Linked DNA regions of Homo sapiens: region 1 is linked to region 2. The links are chromatin contacts, found by Hi-C or POLR2A ChIA-PET in ENCODE. All regions are on one chromosome and are shown on one strand. Each heading gives the region's core, a stretch centred on a gene start or an enhancer-like site at or near the end of the contact. The rest is flanking DNA. Distances are from core to core; before and after follow the strand shown.

Region 1 (4,430 bases), core at 734-3,233, 110 kb after region 2:
ATATATAAACAACTCGTAAAACTCAATTAACAAGAAAAAACCCCACCAATTTTTAAATAGGCTAAAGACTTGAAGAGACACTTCGCCAGGAGGATTTACAGATGACAAGTCCATGAAAAGATGTTCAACATCTTTAGTCACTAGTGAAATGGACGACAGACCCACAGCGAGATAAAACTACACATCTATTCAAATGGCTAAAATTAAAAAGACTGATCACTCCAAATGTTGGTGAGGATGTAGAACAACTGAAATTCATGTGCTGCTAGTAGGAATGGAAAGGCACAACCACTTTGGAAGGCAGTTTGGCCCTTTCTTAATATGTTAAATATACACCTAAGACAGGACTCAGTTATTCCATTCCTAGATATTTATACCCACGAGAAACGAAAGCATATATATCCATACAAAGACCTGCACACGAAAGCTCATAACAGCTTTGTTCGTAACGGACAAACATTGGAAATAACCTAAATGTCATCAACAGGTGACTGGATAAACACATTGTGGTGTATCCCCATAAAGAATACTACTAAGCAGTAAAAAAGAACTCTTGATAGGCAACGACTGAATAATCTCAAAACGATTATGCCGAGTGGAAGAAGCCATACAAAAAAGAGAGTTTGTACTGTATGATTCCATTTATTTAAAATTCCGGAAAATGCAAACCAATGTACAGTAATAGAAAGAAGATCAGTGGTTGCCTGGAGAGGGTGTGTGGGGGCGAGCGATGCAGGGAGTGATTACAAAGAAGCACACGGAGAAATTTTTGGAGGTGATGGGTGTGTTCATTACCTTGGTGGTGATGGTTTCATGAGTGCACACATAACTCAAAATTGTACAATCTAAACACACGCAAATATACCCCAGTAAAGCTAATTTTAAATGTATTGTAGAGGGCACATTATGTGATAAGCATACCATGTGCCTGGCTGTGTTAGCAATGTGTGAAGTGCATGCTCCCCGTTAGTACAAACAAGAAGTTTATAAGGTTGCTACTGTGACTGTTTCCTTTTACAGACGAGAACACTGAGGTTTGGAGAGGTTGTTACACCCTTTTTCCCTCTTGTGATTGGTGGTAGGAAAATATTAAGTAGAGGAGAGACACAGTAAAGTGCCAAGAGCTCTGGCACTCATTACCTAGATCCTCGCGAGGGTGGAGTGAGCGGTCGAAATGCTCATGCCTACTTTACAGATGGACAGACTGAGGATCGGAAAGACTGAGGTGGCCTGGGGGCTGTCAGGGAGGCAGCGCCTCCCCGCTCCTGGCAGCAGGTCCCTGTGGGCTGAAACACGAGCCTCCACCTGCCGCTGATTGACTTCTCGTTTTTTCAGTGGGCCCAAGATCCTGTAAATTGAGTTCCCTGCGCTTTTGGATGTCAGAAACTTCACTGAGCGCGGCACTGTTGGGGGGCAGGAGAAAGGTAAGACTTGGCACTGACGCGGGCCACAGAGCACGCGGGTCACCACGACAGCTTTCGGGTCTCGCCGCCCGGCGCTGGCGAGCAGCCAGCCAGCGTCTCGCGGCGGGTCCCGGTCCTCAGCCCGCGGCCCCTCCCGGCGGCTCGGCGGGGGCGTAGTGGAGGCGGGCCCGGGGACGCTCGCTGGCGCTCCCGCGCGGCGCCCCCTGCCGGCGCCCTGTTCCCTCTTGCCCCTGATCCGCTCCCGGCGGCGCGGAGACGCGAGTCTGAGAGCCTGCGGGCGGGCGGCGCGCTGCAGGCGAGCGGGCGAGCGGGCGCGCCCTGCAGGGGTAGGTGGGCCGCGGGGGCGCGGGCGGGCGGGCGCGAAGCGCAGGGAGGGGGCGGGGGCGGTGGCAGCGGCGCTTGCGGGCCGGGGCCGGCCCGGGCAGGGGGCGCGCGCGGAGGGGTAGGCGCGGGGGCGGGGCGGGCGGGGGGCCCGGCAGTAGGGGCGCGCGCGCGGTGGCGCGCGGCGGGCGCGAGTCATCAATTATGCAAGGACTCGGGCGGTGCGGGGGGCGGGCGCGGGGAGCGCTCCAAGATGGCGCCCACCGCAGTCCCGCCCGCCGCATCCTCGGCGCCTTTGCAGTCCGGCCGCGCCTCCCGGGCCCCGCGTTAGGGCCGCCGCTGCCTCCCTCGCCGCCGCCGCTGCCGTAAGTCGCCCCAGAGCCCCCGCCCTAGCGCTGCTTCCTGCCCTCCGGGTTTCCCTTCTCGCCTCGGGACCCTTGAGCGGGGCTCGCCCATCTCCAGTCAGGGGCTTTGCCGCAGAGTGCGCGGCGGGGCTCCAGGGGCCGTGGAGCTGGGGCTCTGCTCTCCTTGTTTTGGACAGGTGTTTGGAACTCTTGCTTCCTTCTACTGTGTGTACCGGGGGTCTCTTAAGAGAACTGAGGACCACCAGTCCCCACCCCGGACACCCTGCTTTCTCCGTCTCGGCTACAGTGAGGGACACGGCCCGTCCTTGGTGCCCCTTCCGCGGTGCAGCCCTCCATCCCTCCCTCAGTGCCGGGCAGAGTTGGGGCCCCTAGCCGGCTTGCACTGGGAAGGGCAGCGCTGTCGGGATCTTCCTACAGCAGCCCCTCAGCCCTCCCCCTCCCCCATGTCTTACTGCATCCTTCTCCCTCAGCCGGCTTCACACTGCTAAAAACTGCAGAAGCCAAGGGCTCCTGGGTTCTTCCCGCAGCCAGCACTCCCGACTCCCTCTGTCCTTTACTCGGATGCGTTCGTCCCCCTCCCAACAGGGTGCTCTGGAGTTGTGATGGGGGCTCCCGGGACCTTCCTCGGCAGGCGAGGATTCCTGCATTTGGAAGCACATCACTTTGAGAATATCCCCTTCCCCCATCCCACCCCCACCCCCACCCCCCACCCCCACGCCACCCGATGCAGAGCTTGTTCCTCTCCTCTCCCTCCCCCACCTTACCATCAGCAGCAGCACCCTTGGCTTCTTGTTAGCGTTGGGGTACAGGACTGTTTGCCCAGCTCCGTGGGCTTGGACCCTCCTCTCTAGTTCTCACTTGGTACCTTGGGGCACCGCAAAGCCTCTGCAGTTTCTCCTGAGAGCTCAGCTCCATCCCCTCCATTGCCAGCAACAACCACCGGTGGAGACTTGGCTAACTTTCCAGGGGTTAGCCAGGACTGTCAGACCCTTTCAGGGGCCCCAGCTTCGAGTTGGGATGGAATGGGAACCATTTTTCAGCCCGATAAATAGGATTCTTCAAACCATGCATTCCATCCGACTACTCCACCCTATGCCCTCTTCCTCACTTACACTGCAGTTTTTGAAGCATGAGGGAATACATTTTATGTCCGGAGATTCCAAGGTTCTGCATCAGCGTTCATAATAAATGGATGTCATCTGTTTGGGGGGAGGGTAGAAGAAACTTTGGATTGCATCTGGCTAAAGTCAGGGGGAGGGAGAAATAATTAGCATGGAGCAAGCTCTGCCACACAAGGAAAACTGCTTTTTATGCACAGTGGGCACCAGAGAGTCAGGGATGGAAGCAGGAAGTGTGGGTGGGGGCCATGGGGGTAAAGGGGGAGAGTGCTTTTTATAACTGTTTTCCCAAGTTTGAACCTGGAGAGCCTTTAGAGAGAGGTAGCAGTGTGTTAGGGCTGGGGGATGTTTTAGCTTTCCAATGGAGATTTCGGGTGTGGTAGGTTTTTCACTGTCTCAAAATCCCTCTGCACTTCTCTTTTCTCCACGTGCATTAGAAGATGTGGAGGGGGGGATGTTGTGCTTTTATTCTTTTCTCAAAAAAAATTTTTTTTTTGATTTGTGATGCAAATGGCTGGATAACATTACCACACGGTACCATCCTGGTAGGAATCTTGGGGGAATCAGACTTAAAATGCTGAAAGCTTTATAGCACATTACATGTAACCTGGTTCTTGAAATACTGCAGCATTTTTCTTTGGAGCTCATGACCCATAAGGCCTTCATTTCTCCCTGAAAGAGGATTTGGTTGCTGGTTGGTGAGGTGGTGGTTGTGGGTAGTGATCCTTTGGTGTTCAGCACGCATTCCCTGTCCTAGAAATTGAGGTCCTCCCTGGAGAGGGCTGCAAGCATGTTCCGTGTTCTCTGAACATCTGATTCAGGGTATATGTAAATGTGTTGTGTTTCTGAGTAGAGCTGGTGGTGGGTATTGCAAAGCAGTTCATAATGGTGCAGATCAGTTATTGGTTTCTTGGCTTCAGTTTGAGCAGCTTTGGTTTTCATTTGGGGTTTTGTCAACTTTTATCAAAATCTTTGGAGGATTTTGTTTTAAATTAATAAAGGATAATCAAGTGGAATACTGCATCCTTAAAAACAACCATACGGTTGCTGTTGCTTTCCTTGTAGGACCCTTAAGAATTTTTTCTCCTGGTCCAGCTTTGGGTTGCCTGTGTTTAGGCTTGTATTCAGGTTTCTTGCTGTGGTGCTGAAAGGACAGTTCCCCGACCAGTTCTGCGGCGAAGTGCACACACACTGGACATGAT
Region 2 (4,568 bases), core at 746-3,245:
TCTTCTATTTTTATTTTCCTGTGGTTACTACTATTAGGGTCAGACATGTGAAATGTGAGGGACCATTTAGAGATTTAGATGTTATATTTTTGGATTATTACAGAGTATACACCCAAGTTTAGGACCTGTGTCATTTTTAGTGTCCCCACCCCGTTTCTATTTCTGTTCCATTTGTCTTTACTTTCTTTGTAATCATCTCATTTTTTTTCCACTCTTGAAACTCACAACTTTCCAGTCCATGAGCAACTTTGCTACCATCCCCCTCAAAAACAAATCTATTTAAAACACCCTCCTAGAAAAGCCTCTGAACCACCTTCAGCTAAATCTGTAACGTTTATAGAATATTTTAAAATCTTAATTCAGCTAGAGTTATGATCCCCAAGCAAGTGCTGACGAAGCTATCACAGAAATGATGTCTTTTTCACCTTGTAGGTATCATTGTTGCTAAATCACATCAGTACAGGCCTTCTGTGGGGAGACAGCAGGGGGCAGGGGCAGGACTAGGGGATGGGAGTAGATAAAACTGTGATTCTATCCTTTACTTTAGGTAAAAAATCCTAGGTTATGAAACAAGGTTCTGGGCCAAGCACAGTGGCTCAGGCCTGTAATCCCAGCACTTTGGGAAGTTGAGGCGGGCAGATCGCTTGAGCCCAGGAATTTGAGACCAGCCTGGGCAACATGGCAAAACCCTATCTCTACAAAGTATATATAAAAAAAAAAAATTAGCCAGGCGTGGTGGTGTGTGATAGTAGTCCCAGCTACTCAGGAAGGCTGAGGTGGAAGGATCACTTGAGGCCAGGGAGGTCAAAGCTGTAGTGAGCTGTGATGATGTTACCGCACTCCAGCCTGGGCAACAGAGTGACACCTGCTCAAAAACAAAACAAAACCAAAAAAAACAAAGTTCTCTACTCTTAAGTTGGTATATAAGATGACCTGCACAGTGTCACAGAGATTTCCCACTCAGTAAATCACTCTGAAAGAGTTTGCATAAGATTCTGTAGATTTGCAGTATTTAATGTGGATAGTCAATAGCTACATGTGGCAAATGGCCACTTGAAATTTGGCTTGCCAAATTGAGACTGTACTGTACACATAAAATATATACCAGATCTTGAAGGATTGGTACCAGAAAAGAATATAAAACGTTTCATCAATATTTTATATTGATTACATACTGAAATGACAATATTTTAGATATATCGATTAAATAAAATAATAATTTGATAAATATAATTATTTCACTTATTTTTATATTTTTTATGTGGCTACTAAAAAATTTAAAATTAGACATAGGGGTAACGTACTTCTTTGTTTTTTGAGACAGAGTCTCACTCTGTCGCCCAGGCTGAGTACAGTGGCACAATCTCGGCTCACTCCAACCTCCACCTCCTTGGGTTCAAGTGATTCTCCTGCCTCAGCCTCCTGTGTAGCCGGGATTACAAGTGTGCACCACCATGTCTAGCTAATTTTTCTATTTTTAGTAGTGACAGAGTTTCACCGTGTTGGCCAGGCTGGTCTCGAATTCCTGACCTCAAGTGATCCACCCACGTCAGCCTCCCAAAGTGCTGGGATTACAGGCGTGAGCCACCGTGCCTGGCCTGGCTAATGTAATTCTATTGGACATGCTACTCTACACTTACATGGTTTGGGGTAGGCAGTGAAATACCATAGGTAGAAAAGGTAATTCAGTGAAGCATCCAAATAGACAGAAACAACACAAATATTTTTGCTGGAGTCAGGAGCACTATGTGGCACAGAACACCTCCCAGAAAGCAGAAAATTTTTCTGCCTGAAAACCAATGTATATGTAAGACCCCAAGTAAAAAACAAAAGCAAATGAGCCCCAAACTGTCTTCCCTCAGCTTTGCCTGGGAGCTGCTATCTTTGCACTTATTTTTCTAGCATCAGGATATTAGCCACATGAGGGAGCCAAGCATATTTGTCTCATTTTAGGCATCATTCTTTTGTGGTTCCCCCCACCCCAGGTATTGTTGAGTCTGTCCAAAGCTGGGTGAGATACCACACAAGTCTTGCTTCCCTCAGTGTGCTGCTTCTCTCGGCCTTGGTGGAGGCTGAGCCTGTTGCCGGTACCCACCAGCCCAGTAGGTTTTGATGCTGCCTCCTGAAAGAGATTGTATTTGTTTCGTTTTGCACTAGTCACAGTTGTTGTTTAAACTACATCAAATTTGGGGGGAGAATATTTGCCTGTGATGGAAAGAGAGATAGATGAGTTATTGCTTCAAGTGTTTTAAAATAAAAGCTATTCTCACACACAAAAAAAAAAAAGAAAGAAAAAGAAAAGAAAGGGAGCTCAAATCAGGAGGAAATGGTGGTTTTTCCTGTAAGTGAGGTTTCAGCCAGACACATTTTCTTTTTCTTTTTTTCTTTTCTCTTTTTTTTTTTAAGTCAGTAGTGGTTTATTAAATGGTTGTATCACATCTGGAAAACATTATTCAAAACATTTATTCAGCATACTTCCTGTTCATATTTTAGAAGATGTAAAGCAATGAAATTTGCTCTAAATAAATGGCATTTTTTTTGCCATTATTTGGCATCTTGCCAGGTTACTTTTTACATCCAAGTTCAAGTGATATTTTGTTCTCAAAATAAAATAATTTTCAAGGTTTGGAAGTATAATGCGAAAATTTTAACAGGGATTCTTTTTTTTTTAATTATACTTTAAGTTCTAGGGTACATGTGCACAATGTGCAGGTTTGTTACATATGTATACATGTGCCATGTTGGTGTGCTGCACCCATTACCTCATCATTTACATTAGGTATATCTCCTAATGTTATCCCTCCCTGCTCCCCCCACCCCACAACAGGCCCCGGTGTGTGATGTTCCCCATCCTGTGTCCAAGTGTTCTCATTGTTCAGTTCCCACCTATGAGTGAGAACATGCGGTGTTTGGTTTTCTGTCCTTGTGATAGTTTGCTCAGAATGATGGTTTCCAGCTTCATTCATGTCCCTACAAAGGACATGAACTCATCCTTTTTTATCAGCCAGGCACATTTTCAATACAGGGTACATAAATGGGAGGACTCAGTTAATTAGATATTTAGTGTACACCCATATATGACTAGAACACATTCTTAGACTTCAGTGAGCCTACATGGCAGTCACGGGAGGTACATATTAAGTAAGTTCTGGGTCTTTGTTTCCTGCTAGGACAAATAGTTAACAAGTGGCTGTTCTGTACTGACTACTTGCTCAGGCCTGGGTTAAGTGCTAGGGAGGTGCAACAGAAACTTAAAAGATAGTATCTGTCATCAGATAGGAAGGAAAAACACATGAAACAATCAGATGCTATATGCAAAGTAGTAAACAGTTGGATGTCCCCTGGGATGTACGTGCCGTAGGAGTTCAGAGGAGAAAAGGGCCACTGGGCCCCAGGATGGTCAAGTGGGCTTCATGTTGGGGATGGGGAGGCAGTGGATACTCAGAGAATTTATATTGCATTCAGAGAAGAACTAACAAAACCATGGAGGAGGAACTGGAAACCTTGGGCTTCAAAGCAAAGTGAAGTCAGGCTAAGGTACCGGTGATATTACGTGTGGCTAAGATATGTTTTGCTCTCACTCTTTTGGAAGCTTAGATTAAGGCAGGCACGGGTCATTTGCCAGGTACTGTATTTTATTAAAGCCACACTATAAAGTGAGGCAGTCCTTTTATGATGGATCCTAAATTGGATGGGAATCTCCAACAAAATAGAGATATGTGCCATGGAGGAAAATAAAGCAGTAAAGAAGTACAGGAAGTGCTGGGGTGGAGGGAGGTGGCCAATTTTAAGTGGTATCATCAGAGAAGAGCTCAAAGAGAAGGTGATATTTGAGTTGAACCTAAAAGACGTGAGGGAGCTGCCCAAGAGGTTACCTGGAGGAAAGGCATGTTAGGTAGAGGCATGAACAAGTACAAATACCCCGAGGTGGGAGTGAGCTTGGCATGTTTAAGGAAACAGCAACGCAGTCTGTGTGTTTGGAGCAGAGTGGGCAAGCAGGAGAGCAATAAGAGCTGGGGTGGGAGATGTGATGATGCCAATTGTGTGGCCCTCATAGGCCAAGAAGGCCTTTTGACCAGAAGCCATTTCAGGGTTTTGATAGAGGAGTGACATGACCCAACTTATGTTTCAAATAATTACTCCAGTGACTGCATTTAAAAAACACTGCAGGGCAAAGGCAGAAGCAAGTTAGGAGGCTGCTACCATTACCTGAACAGGAGCTGGTGGTGACTTGGATCTGGGTGGGAGCAGTGGCGGTGGTAAGAAGTGATCAGACTCGGGATATGTTCTGAAGGGAGAGCCAATAGGACTTGCAAATAGACTGGCTATTGGGTATGAGGGAGAAGTGGAGTTGATGCTGCTGCTGAGGTTTTTGGCTAGCACTGAGGACCTTGGCTGATCCCAGAAAATCCAAGTTCTCAGAACTAGAGTCCCAACCTGGCCCTAAATGTCCCAAACAGAACTCTTCAGAGGATGGTCTGGGTTATGTTAGCATTTGTCAGAGGGTTCATTCTCCCTCATCATATCCACACTTTATGAGCATCAGTTGGGCAATTAACATATTCCTG

What was found. Hi-C counts contacts between places; a loop is a spot of excess contacts on that map. ChIA-PET counts read pairs that join two places held with the same protein, here RNA polymerase II (POLR2A). Pooled maps may share reads with other maps.
Region 1: a loop to region 2 is called in a pooled map, with 7 times the contacts of the local background. The contact joins the promoter of SCN8A here to the enhancer-like site in region 2. A Hi-C loop is called at or near these places in 6 of 50 pooled maps. POLR2A ChIA-PET finds 5 or more read pairs at or near these places in 2 of 52 experiments (H1 and WTC11).

Annotation. Positions count from the first base shown.
Region 1 is chr12:51,589,250-51,593,679 of GRCh38, forward strand. It overlaps SCN8A (sodium voltage-gated channel alpha subunit 8), which reads left to right and starts at 1,984. Exons shown (of 27, transcript NM_001330260.2): 1 at 1,984-2,110. RefSeq lists a silencer at 1,487-1,736.
Region 2 is chr12:51,481,081-51,485,648 of GRCh38, forward strand. The region is part of intron 16 of SLC4A8 (solute carrier family 4 member 8); the gene reads left to right. Among named protein-coding and RNA genes, the nearest start is that of SLC4A8-AS1, 58 kb to the left of the region's middle. Within about 2 kb of position 1,996, at least 3 of the 41 ENCODE cell types and tissues checked have a DNase peak (open chromatin) inside an H3K27ac peak, as active enhancers do.